Linked DNA regions of Homo sapiens: regions 1 and 3 are each linked to region 2. Evidence: chromatin contacts called from ENCODE Hi-C or POLR2A ChIA-PET data. All regions are on one chromosome and are shown on one strand. Each heading gives the region's core, a stretch centred on a gene start or an enhancer-like site at or near the end of the contact. The rest is flanking DNA. Distances are from core to core; before and after follow the strand shown.

Evidence for each region. A loop is a pair of places that touch in the nucleus more often than their neighbours do. ChIA-PET counts read pairs that join two places held with the same protein, here RNA polymerase II (POLR2A). Pooled maps may share reads with other maps.
Region 1: a loop to region 2 is called in a pooled map, with 2.9 times the contacts of the local background. The contact joins two enhancer-like sites. A Hi-C loop is called at or near these places in 1 of 37 single-sample maps with no recorded cell type and 3 of 50 pooled maps. POLR2A ChIA-PET finds 5 or more read pairs at or near these places in 3 of 52 experiments (BJ, H1 and HEK293T).
Region 3: a map of ascending aorta shows a loop between it and region 2 (5-fold over the local background). The contact joins two enhancer-like sites. A Hi-C loop is called at or near these places in 16 of 168 maps with a recorded cell type or tissue (IMR-90, MCF 10A, PC-3 and 11 more), 2 of 37 single-sample maps with no recorded cell type and 21 of 50 pooled maps. POLR2A ChIA-PET finds 5 or more read pairs at or near these places in 3 of 52 experiments (AG04449, MCF 10A and activated CD4-positive, alpha-beta T cell).

Annotation. Positions count from the first base shown.
Region 1 is chr4:145,908,227-145,910,926 of GRCh38, reverse strand. The region is part of intron 1 of ZNF827 (zinc finger protein 827); the gene reads left to right. Among named protein-coding and RNA genes, the nearest start is that of ZNF827, 29 kb to the left of the region's middle. Within about 2 kb of position 1,371, at least 20 of the 41 ENCODE cell types and tissues checked have a DNase peak (open chromatin) inside an H3K27ac peak, as active enhancers do.
Region 2 is chr4:145,731,617-145,734,326 of GRCh38, reverse strand. It overlaps C4orf51 (chromosome 4 open reading frame 51), which reads right to left. Exons shown (of 6, transcript NM_001080531.3): 6 at 1,530-1,874. The coding sequence ends at 1,767. Among named protein-coding and RNA genes, the nearest start is that of C4orf51, 53 kb to the right of the region's middle. RefSeq lists an enhancer at 1-330 and a silencer at 886-1,485. Within about 2 kb of position 1,311, at least 33 of the 41 ENCODE cell types and tissues checked have a DNase peak (open chromatin) inside an H3K27ac peak, as active enhancers do; they include ascending aorta and heart right ventricle, where a contact is called at or near this core.
Region 3 is chr4:145,886,034-145,888,981 of GRCh38, reverse strand. It overlaps ZNF827 (zinc finger protein 827), which reads left to right. Exons shown (of 15, transcript NM_001306215.2): 4 at 2,824-2,948. Among named protein-coding and RNA genes, the nearest start is that of ZNF827, 51 kb to the left of the region's middle. RefSeq lists a silencer at 1,879-1,978. Within about 2 kb of position 1,662, at least 9 of the 41 ENCODE cell types and tissues checked have a DNase peak (open chromatin) inside an H3K27ac peak, as active enhancers do; they include ascending aorta and heart right ventricle, where a contact is called at or near this core.

The sequences.
Region 1 (2,700 bases), core at 122-2,621, 180 kb before region 2:
TCCTCCCTCGGAGCTTGTATTCTAAAAAACAGTGAGGTTTGAGGGCAGACCTGAGGAATTAGGGGAATTAAGCATGTGGCTGTTTCAGGCAGAGGAAGAGCAATTGCAAAGGCCCTGAGGCAGGAGCTTATTTTCCTAGTAAGGGAGAGTGTTAGGAGAGGAGGTCACAAGGAGATGATTAGGGATGCCTTGAGGTTCAGGTAAGAGTTTTGTATTTTATACTGAGAAACATGGGAAACCATTGTGGAAGTTTGAGAACTTACTTTGGCTGCTGGTTGAGAATAATGGAGCAAGGTTGGGAAGTGAGGAGACCAGTTGGAAGGCTACTGCCATAGTACAGGTGGGGGATGACAGCACTGGGTACCAGGTTAGTAGTAGTGGTGGAAATGGTGCAAAGTGGCCAGATTTGGTACCTCTGTTGAAGGTAGAACCAACGGAATCCGAGAATGAATTGGATGTGGGGTCTGAGAGAAAGAGAAGAGTCAAGGGAGGTGGCATGGTTTTGGGTCTAAGTAATTGAAAGGATGGAGGAGTTGCCATTCCTGCTGAGACGGGCAGGTAGAGGGAGGAACACGGGCAGTTCCTCGGCCATGGAAGGTCTGGCTAAGCACTTTATATGAAGAATACTGAAACTGACTTAGCTACTTTTTCGAACTCACTCTGCAGAGGAGTGATGCGTTCATTTGTGTTACCTTTATTTTACTCACGGTCATTTAGAATAATGATTTGAAAATGTTGCTGTGTGCCAAATGCTCGTCTTGACCCAGGAGCCCCTCCCTCCCCCCGTGTGTGGACTACTCTCGTCTCCAGACTTCCTCTCACTTCCTCATGCCTTTGCAGCACCTTTTCCCTAGCTGGACTGGTGACAGGAATCTGGTTGTCTTCTGCACCCTGGCAGTTTTAAATAACTAGCAGTTCTTACATTTTCTTCCTGGGCACGCTGACAGCGGTTGGGTGTCCTGGACATCCGTGTTTCGATAACTGTAATCTCCGAGTCTCTGTCCTGTGAAGCCCATTGCCGGCCGTGCATTTACCTCAGACTGTGGACTTGGAGCCTTGAAGACGCGAGAGGTCTCTTAGTTTCAGGCAGACCTGGTGTGGGGGATGTGCTAAGGCTCTCAGGCTACAAAGGGACAATTTAAAACTTGGCAAGTAAAACCGGCCTAAATGCGGATGTGTTTTATGCTTAGCATCATAAAATTGATTCAGAACAGCCTGATATGCGGCAGAAGAAACCTTTATTAAACATTATAGAGGTCATTGCTTTTGTCTTCCTGATACCTCTTCCCTCTCCTTTCTTCTGTGACCCACATTGAGCCCATTGTAGAACCCGCCCCCTGGCTTCAGTGATAGGCCCATGGAGGGGAACATGACCTCCAACAGGCCAATCAGAGGCGTAAAGACCTTTCTCTAGTGGGAAGTCATTGAGAGTGAAAACCCAGAACCGGTTGCAGCCAGGTTTTCAGCCTCCTGGGAAAAGTGGCCTGAGAGGAAGAGACTAGAGGCGAATGAGAGAGAGCCCTGATGGTGCTTTCGACATCCTATCTGATGCTGGCTCCATTGTGCCCCTTTTATTGTTTGGTACAGGAACTGAGAAAATTCCCTTATTGCTTCATGCGGTCCTGCTGGTTTTCTGTCATTTACAACCACAGGAGCCCAGATACCCCTACTATGAGCAGGGAATCAAGAAGGAACACAAAAATGACTAACTCATAGCCTTGCCTCCAGGTATTTATAATGTAATAGTTTGATTTCAAAACTAGTGAGTATGGTAAAATAGTTGGTAAGGTCTACCTTTGACAAATCAATAGTATATTTTTAAAATGTGAAGATAGTGTATTTTATAAAAATATACAATTTTTTCATTGGGTTAATTTATCCAACATATATCACTTGAATATTAGCTTTCTCCATGACTGGCATATTTCCTTTTTGATAATTTGCTGAGGAGCAAGGCTGCTTGTTAATGAATTTTTGTCTACTATTAAAATCGCCCTCATCCTTTGAGGTCCATTTCCAAAGCCACCTGCACCTCTGGAGTTCATTATTCCCTCTTTTGTGCTTACACAACCCTTGCTGTTTCTGTATGGTGGCACCAGTCATTATGCTTTGAATGCTTGTGAAACCCTCACTCTTCTGTTGATTAGAAACTTTTATGCCAGAGACTGTTGTGTCTCTGTTTCCCTTTGCAGGGAACAGTTCCCTGAACATAGTAGGTGATCAGTAAATGCTTGTTGAATTAAGTCAATTAGTAGCACTGGTTTTGCTAATAACTTTTGTAGTAAACTTACAAACTACTTTTATGTAAAACTGCATGTAAAAGTTGGTTGTATGATTTGCAGCACTTATTATGAGTATAACTGATAATGCTAATGGAAATGTATGATCTTAAAAGGCATTAGATATTTAGCTATAGAAGTGTATTAGTAGGAAAGGGAAAACTTACAAGATTTTTACATGAAAATAAACCAGAAGGTTGGTTGGTAGGTACCAGGTGAACATACCTGTGGTCACAAGAAGAGAGTGTTGGAGACACTGATTGTTAGAGAGTTGACCGTGAGAAAGCATCTCTCCAATCCTATGCCAGGTGAGTCCTAAGAATTCAAGTCCTGTTCTCATTAAAACCTGCTGGCTAGACTCATATGGACTGACTGGTGGGAATAGTTTGCGAGTAGATTTAGAAATGGGACTTTTAGGCTT
Region 2 (2,710 bases), core at 62-2,561:
TATACATCTCGGATGAATCCTAAGGAACACTCTAGTTACAACACTCAGAGTCTATGAACCTGCCGGTTCCCTTTTTCTTGGACACAAGCCCTAACCCACGTGTGAGGGAATATGTTTCCACAAGCAAATATTTGTTCTTTGCCTTTTGGGGGTTAAGGAATGGTGGACAGACAGGCGAGAAGGTGTAGACCCCACCATACCAATGTTGCTGGTCAAATTGAACTTGTGTGGCCAGGTTACTGTTGCAACCTATCTGTAAAGCTGTTAGCCTTCATTTTTAGAATTAAAACAGAATTCTAATCAGCTATCCTCTGCGTATAGTAAAAAACAAATGATGAATTAATGATAGCCATTACCTTGGAGAACTGTATTTTCTTGGACTAGGAAAAGCCAAGAAATTCGAGATTAAAACCAGGATCATGAGGTACTAGACTCGGAACCTAAACAGAGGCCTTTCTCTCCTTCTGCCTGGGATGTCTACTGGGGCTGGCCAGGGCAAAACTCCGGAGGTTCCTAAGTGGCTACAGGGCTGCCTTTTCAATGCATGCTTTTGGAGAGCTTAATGGAAACCATACGAAGGTTGCCGGGAATCAGACCAGATGGCTCCCGGGGAATGTATTTAACCCGACCTAGGGCTAAGAGACAAAAATAATCACTAGGAGTTTGTGGGGCGGGAGGCAGGGGTGGTGCTGCGACTTTTAATTGTATTTTCTATTCAACAGAAATCCTAAGAGAAGGACGGTCTTGGTAACTAGGAGTAAACGGAAGGGGGTGTGGGGAGCAGAGAGCGGGGCTGGGGAGGAAGAGTGGTAGGAGGCGGCTACTTTAGTAAACCAAACACCGTTCTGCTTTTCCTCAGAAGTCGGCGGCTGCCGGGGCCCTTCGCGGGCCTAGACGGCAGCGGGCTCCTTCCCGCGCCCCAGGTCATGTGCAGCCCCTGCCGCTCCCGGTCCCTCCCTCCCGCGCGCTCCGCGGGGGCGACGAGGCGGGCGGTGGTGGGGGGGAATCAGCAGGAGGAGGGTCGTAGGCGGCGGAGGCGGCCTGTGGACGCTAGGGGAGGAAGATCGTGGGGGAGAAGAGGTGGGCCGTGGAGGAAGAAGGAGACGGCCGCTCCGGCGGGCCGGGAGGAGCGGGAAGAGGCGGACCGGGGAGGGGAGGGGCAGGCGGCGGGTGGGCGGGCCGTGGGCGCGGCTTTGGGGGCGCAGGCAGCCTACCGAGGGAGCCGGGACGGGAGGGCCACGACTCCGCCCCTGAGCTCGCGAGCCCGCCGCGTCTGAGGCCGCCCCCGCCCCCGCGACTGTCGGAGCCAATTCGCTTCCCGGCGGCGCCTTGCGCGGAGGAAAACCTGGCGGTGGAAGGCTCCGGCTCTGCTGGGTGACCGCTCTGAATACAAAGAGCATTTCTCACGCCCCTGCGCCTTCCCCGGGGCTCCCAGATACAAGGGACAGGCTCTGTGACGCCGGAGCCCCCGACGGTCGGGGCCGCAGCACCATTTCTGTGGTTCTAGCAGAGAAATGTGGTCCCAAGTATTTATTTAAAAAGGAAAATTTAATAAAGATTATAAAAACTTTTGTCTCTCTCCACCAATTAAAAAGGGAAAAAACTGATAAATGAAGCCCATGGAATTGTCCCAGAAAGCCAACCTGCCAGGGTCCAGACGTTCCTGGGCGGGGCGGGTGGGGGGAGGGTGTTGGGAGGGCCCCATACCTCAAAGTTGTTTATTAAGCAAACTCCACGCCTCCAGCCTTGTGGCTTCATTTTCCAACTCAGTTAAATGGCGATGAGGGTCCTCCCCAGCCATAATCGGAGTATCGATCAGCTTCTGAATCCTCAGATGAGCAAACCTTGCTTTCAGAATCGCACCGTCCATGAAGCTGGAGAAAAATGGCCTGGTTGTCAACACTCGCTCATCCGCAAAGGTCACTTTTCCACAGAATTGGGAATTAAATGGTCTCTTCCAAACCAGACATCATTCATGAGCAGGAGATGGGATTGATCCTGCATTTTCTTCCATCTCTCTTAACCTTCCTGTTTAATATATTGTGTCTCTGTTAGGAAGGCCAGATTAATAAAGTGGGAGAGAAAAAGGGCAGGAACTCTTGCAATCCCTAACCGGCCCCCACTGCTTCTCTGGTAAGATTCTTTCCAGGTTTCCCTAATTCCTTTAGTTCCCACATTCCTGGATGTGAATGCTCTGCTTTCCAGTTTCCATCAGGAACTTCTTCAAGATAGGACACAGGAATATAAATATTTAGAGAATGATTACCAAAAGCACTACCCAGCAAGCAAATACTTTCGAAACTAAGAATAGTGTTAATGATCGTTGAAAATTTCATTCAATCTCTACTTATTGCTTTGATGCAGGAAATTGGGCATTTATATATCTCAGTGCTTGTTCTCCTCCAAACTATATATATTTAAAAATATTAAGATTTGCCTTGTCTCGGCCGGGCATGGTGGCTCACGCCTGTAATCCCAGCAGTTTGGGAGGCCGAGGTGGGCAGATCACCTGAGGTCAGGAGTTCGAGACCAGCCTGGCCAACACAGTGAAACCCTGTCTCTACTAAAAATACAAAAATTAGTTGGGTGTGGTGGCACACACCTGTAATCCCAGTTACTCGGGAGGCTGAGGCAGGAGAATTGCTTGAACCCAGGAGGTGGAGGTTGCAGTGAGCCAAGATCACGCCATTGCACTCCAGCCTGGGCAACA
Region 3 (2,948 bases), core at 413-2,912, 150 kb before region 2:
CATTTGTATTATAGTACTTACTCTATCCTATTATGTCCTAGGCACTGTACATTCTTTTAGCCCACCTTTCCTTCATAATATATCGTGCAAATGTTTTTATCACCCGCTGTGGAAGGAGCTTATAAAGGCCTCCAGATTTCCTTGGGGTTATCTCAGATTTCCATTAAGTCCTTTAAAATTTTCCTGGATAAGTGAACATACAGGAATTCAACATGAATTCATAAGCTAAAATTGAACAGAAAAGGTGAGGAAGACTGCTAAGATAAAGAACACTGGTGAAGTATTAGCAGGAAACTGACCGAGAGTCAGGGTACTGAGTTCTAGTAGCCTCAGGTCTGCCATTTAAGGAGCTCTAACTTCTCATGAAGGCCCTCACCTGTCCCCCTAGTGGGGGATGGAGTAGAGGTTTCCCAAAATTTCCCCAAGCTCTGAAATACCACAACCCAAGCATCCAACTGCTACCAAGAAATGGCCCCAATGGTGAAGAGATGGCCCTAATGATGTAACAGCACCTGATATGGGTTGTTTGTGTGAAATGACCAGAGGATAGGTGAGCCCCTAAACATGGCCTGGAGAGAATGACGTGCTTTAGAGAAGCATGTCTTCATTTTAGTAGACTAAGAAGATCTTTAAAGCAAATGTCAAGCTAAAGAGAATAAAAATTATGACAGAAAAGTGCTCGAATGTCAGGAGAGAAGGGGGAAAAACTGCAGTCAGAGGATAGAGCTAATACTTCTCTCAAAGGCCAAATGTGATATATAGTCCTTTTGGGAAGTTGTAGCTCAAAAAAAATTGTTAAGTGCAAAAGTCAACAAAATACCCACTGTTTTTCCTTTAAAGCTTCACTAATTTGTCCATAACTAAATATAACAAGGCCAGGATCTGGTGAAAAAGAAGTCACATAAAATACATGCACATAGACGGTTTTTAATCCAGGACTCCCTTTTGATTTTAGAACTTGGGCTTGTGCTCTGTCCTTTTCCTTCTTCCAGAAGCTGCTTCCGGAGCTTCTGTTCTTGGATTAGCTCCCCTCCTCTCCTGGGTCAGTAGATGTAAGGACACTTCTGAAATGGATCTGCCCCACTGCACTGCTCTCAGGGACAATGGAAGCTCTCTAACTCGTGACCTTTATCACCTGGTTCCAGGGCATGCTTTTGGCAGCACCGGTCAGGGTCCCATGGGACTGTGACCTGAGGTCCCCAAGGTGCCTGCTTCTGCGTGAATTGGTCGGAGGAGATGGTGGGGATTCTGTGAGAAAGCAATGAAATGGTCAGCTCCTAGTGAAATCCTTTTGTTGTGAAAGAACAGAAAGGGGTGATGTTAACAGCTGGTGACAATCAGTGTGTTTCCCCACCCCCAGCACTCCACCCCAGCAGAGGGAAAGCCTTTCCATGATCAGGACTTTGCCTAACTGAGTTTAAGTGTATATGGCTATTTCTGTTAAGAAACTCGTGCTTTGGGGGACCCAGAATCTCTTCTGTTGTTTTTTTCAAAAAGCCACAGTGGGGTGCTGTAGCGACAGGATCTCACCATTAACTTTTAATTTCTTTGCTTTTGTTGGTCACTTAACATTATTTAAAAGTATGTTTTGGCTGGTGAATAATGCTTTTGGATTGCATTCAGAATGCATAAACAGCTGTTGTAAAACTTGCTCTCTTGGAAAGGAAACCTACCGAGAGGGGCCAGGTGGTGCAGCGGATTAACGCATGAGCCTTTAACCTTGGTGAGACCTGGGTTCGAGTCCTGCTTAGGTCACCCCTAAAAGAGGAGGTGTCAGTTTTGTTTTGCTTTTGGGTTCCAATCACTCACTTGTTTGTTCAGATCACACAGCTCCCCAAATCATTTGGCCCACATCTACACAATTGGCAGTTCTACTTAAGGGAGGACCAGTCCTGAAATAGCAGAGTGTAGCAGGTCAGCACTAAAGTGCATTGGCAGAGATAAATGGGGAAGTTACAAGCTTATGAGCACCTGCCAGCTCAAAGCCTGGCTCAGGCCAATGCAATGATTTCCTCACTTTTTTAAGCACTAAATTTGGTAGTGACAGGAAGAAAAAGTTTCTCCCAATTTTTACAGGTATCATGTGCATGCAAGACTGGAACTGGATTTAAAAGTCTGCATTCTTTCATTGCAGACGTCAGAATCTGGAGCATGATATTATAGCCACGTTTGGAAAAATTGGTTTCCTCTTGCTCAGAATACTTGGTGAGGGTCAGACCTTGGTTTTTCTCCTACTTTGTTTTTTTTTTTTGTATGTAATTTCGCTCAATCCATTTATTCTGGGGCCTCAATTTCTCTGTCTTTGAAACGGGAATACCCTGGAGACATTATTTTCTACATTCTTAATTACCTAAGAGCAGCATTTTGAAAACTGAAATTATGTTTGCAGAACATAACTAACAAAAAATTGGATGAATGCAAAGTATCATTATTGTGAGAGGAATTACTTGACAGGTTACCTCTTTTGATCCCCAACTAGTAATTTTGTAAGTTTGGATTGTGCTGGGTTTATAATATTTTCTCTGAAGACATCAACTGAGATCAGATGACTAGAATAGTGGGATGCTACCCAAAATAGCATCCGTTGGCCGGCTGCATCCTCAGTTGTGAGCATGGCCCTAATAATGGACTCTTAACCTATGTGGACCCACTTTATGTTTAGGGATTGGCCTCATTACCTGGAGCCCCATAGTGAAATGCTCTGCAGTACAAAGGCCAGCCCTTTGCACGGTGAGGAAATGATTGATGAATAGTCTGGATCTACAGCAAGGCATTTTCCATAAATGCACGGTGGCTAGCTCATTCTTCTTGCTTCTCCGTCAGGTTCATCAGCACCAGGATCGGGGAGAGACCTTTCAGTGCCAGCTGTGCCCTTTTACTTCCTCACGCCACTTCAGCCTGAAACTCCACATGCGTTGCCATCAGCACTTCCTGAGGACAGAAGCCAA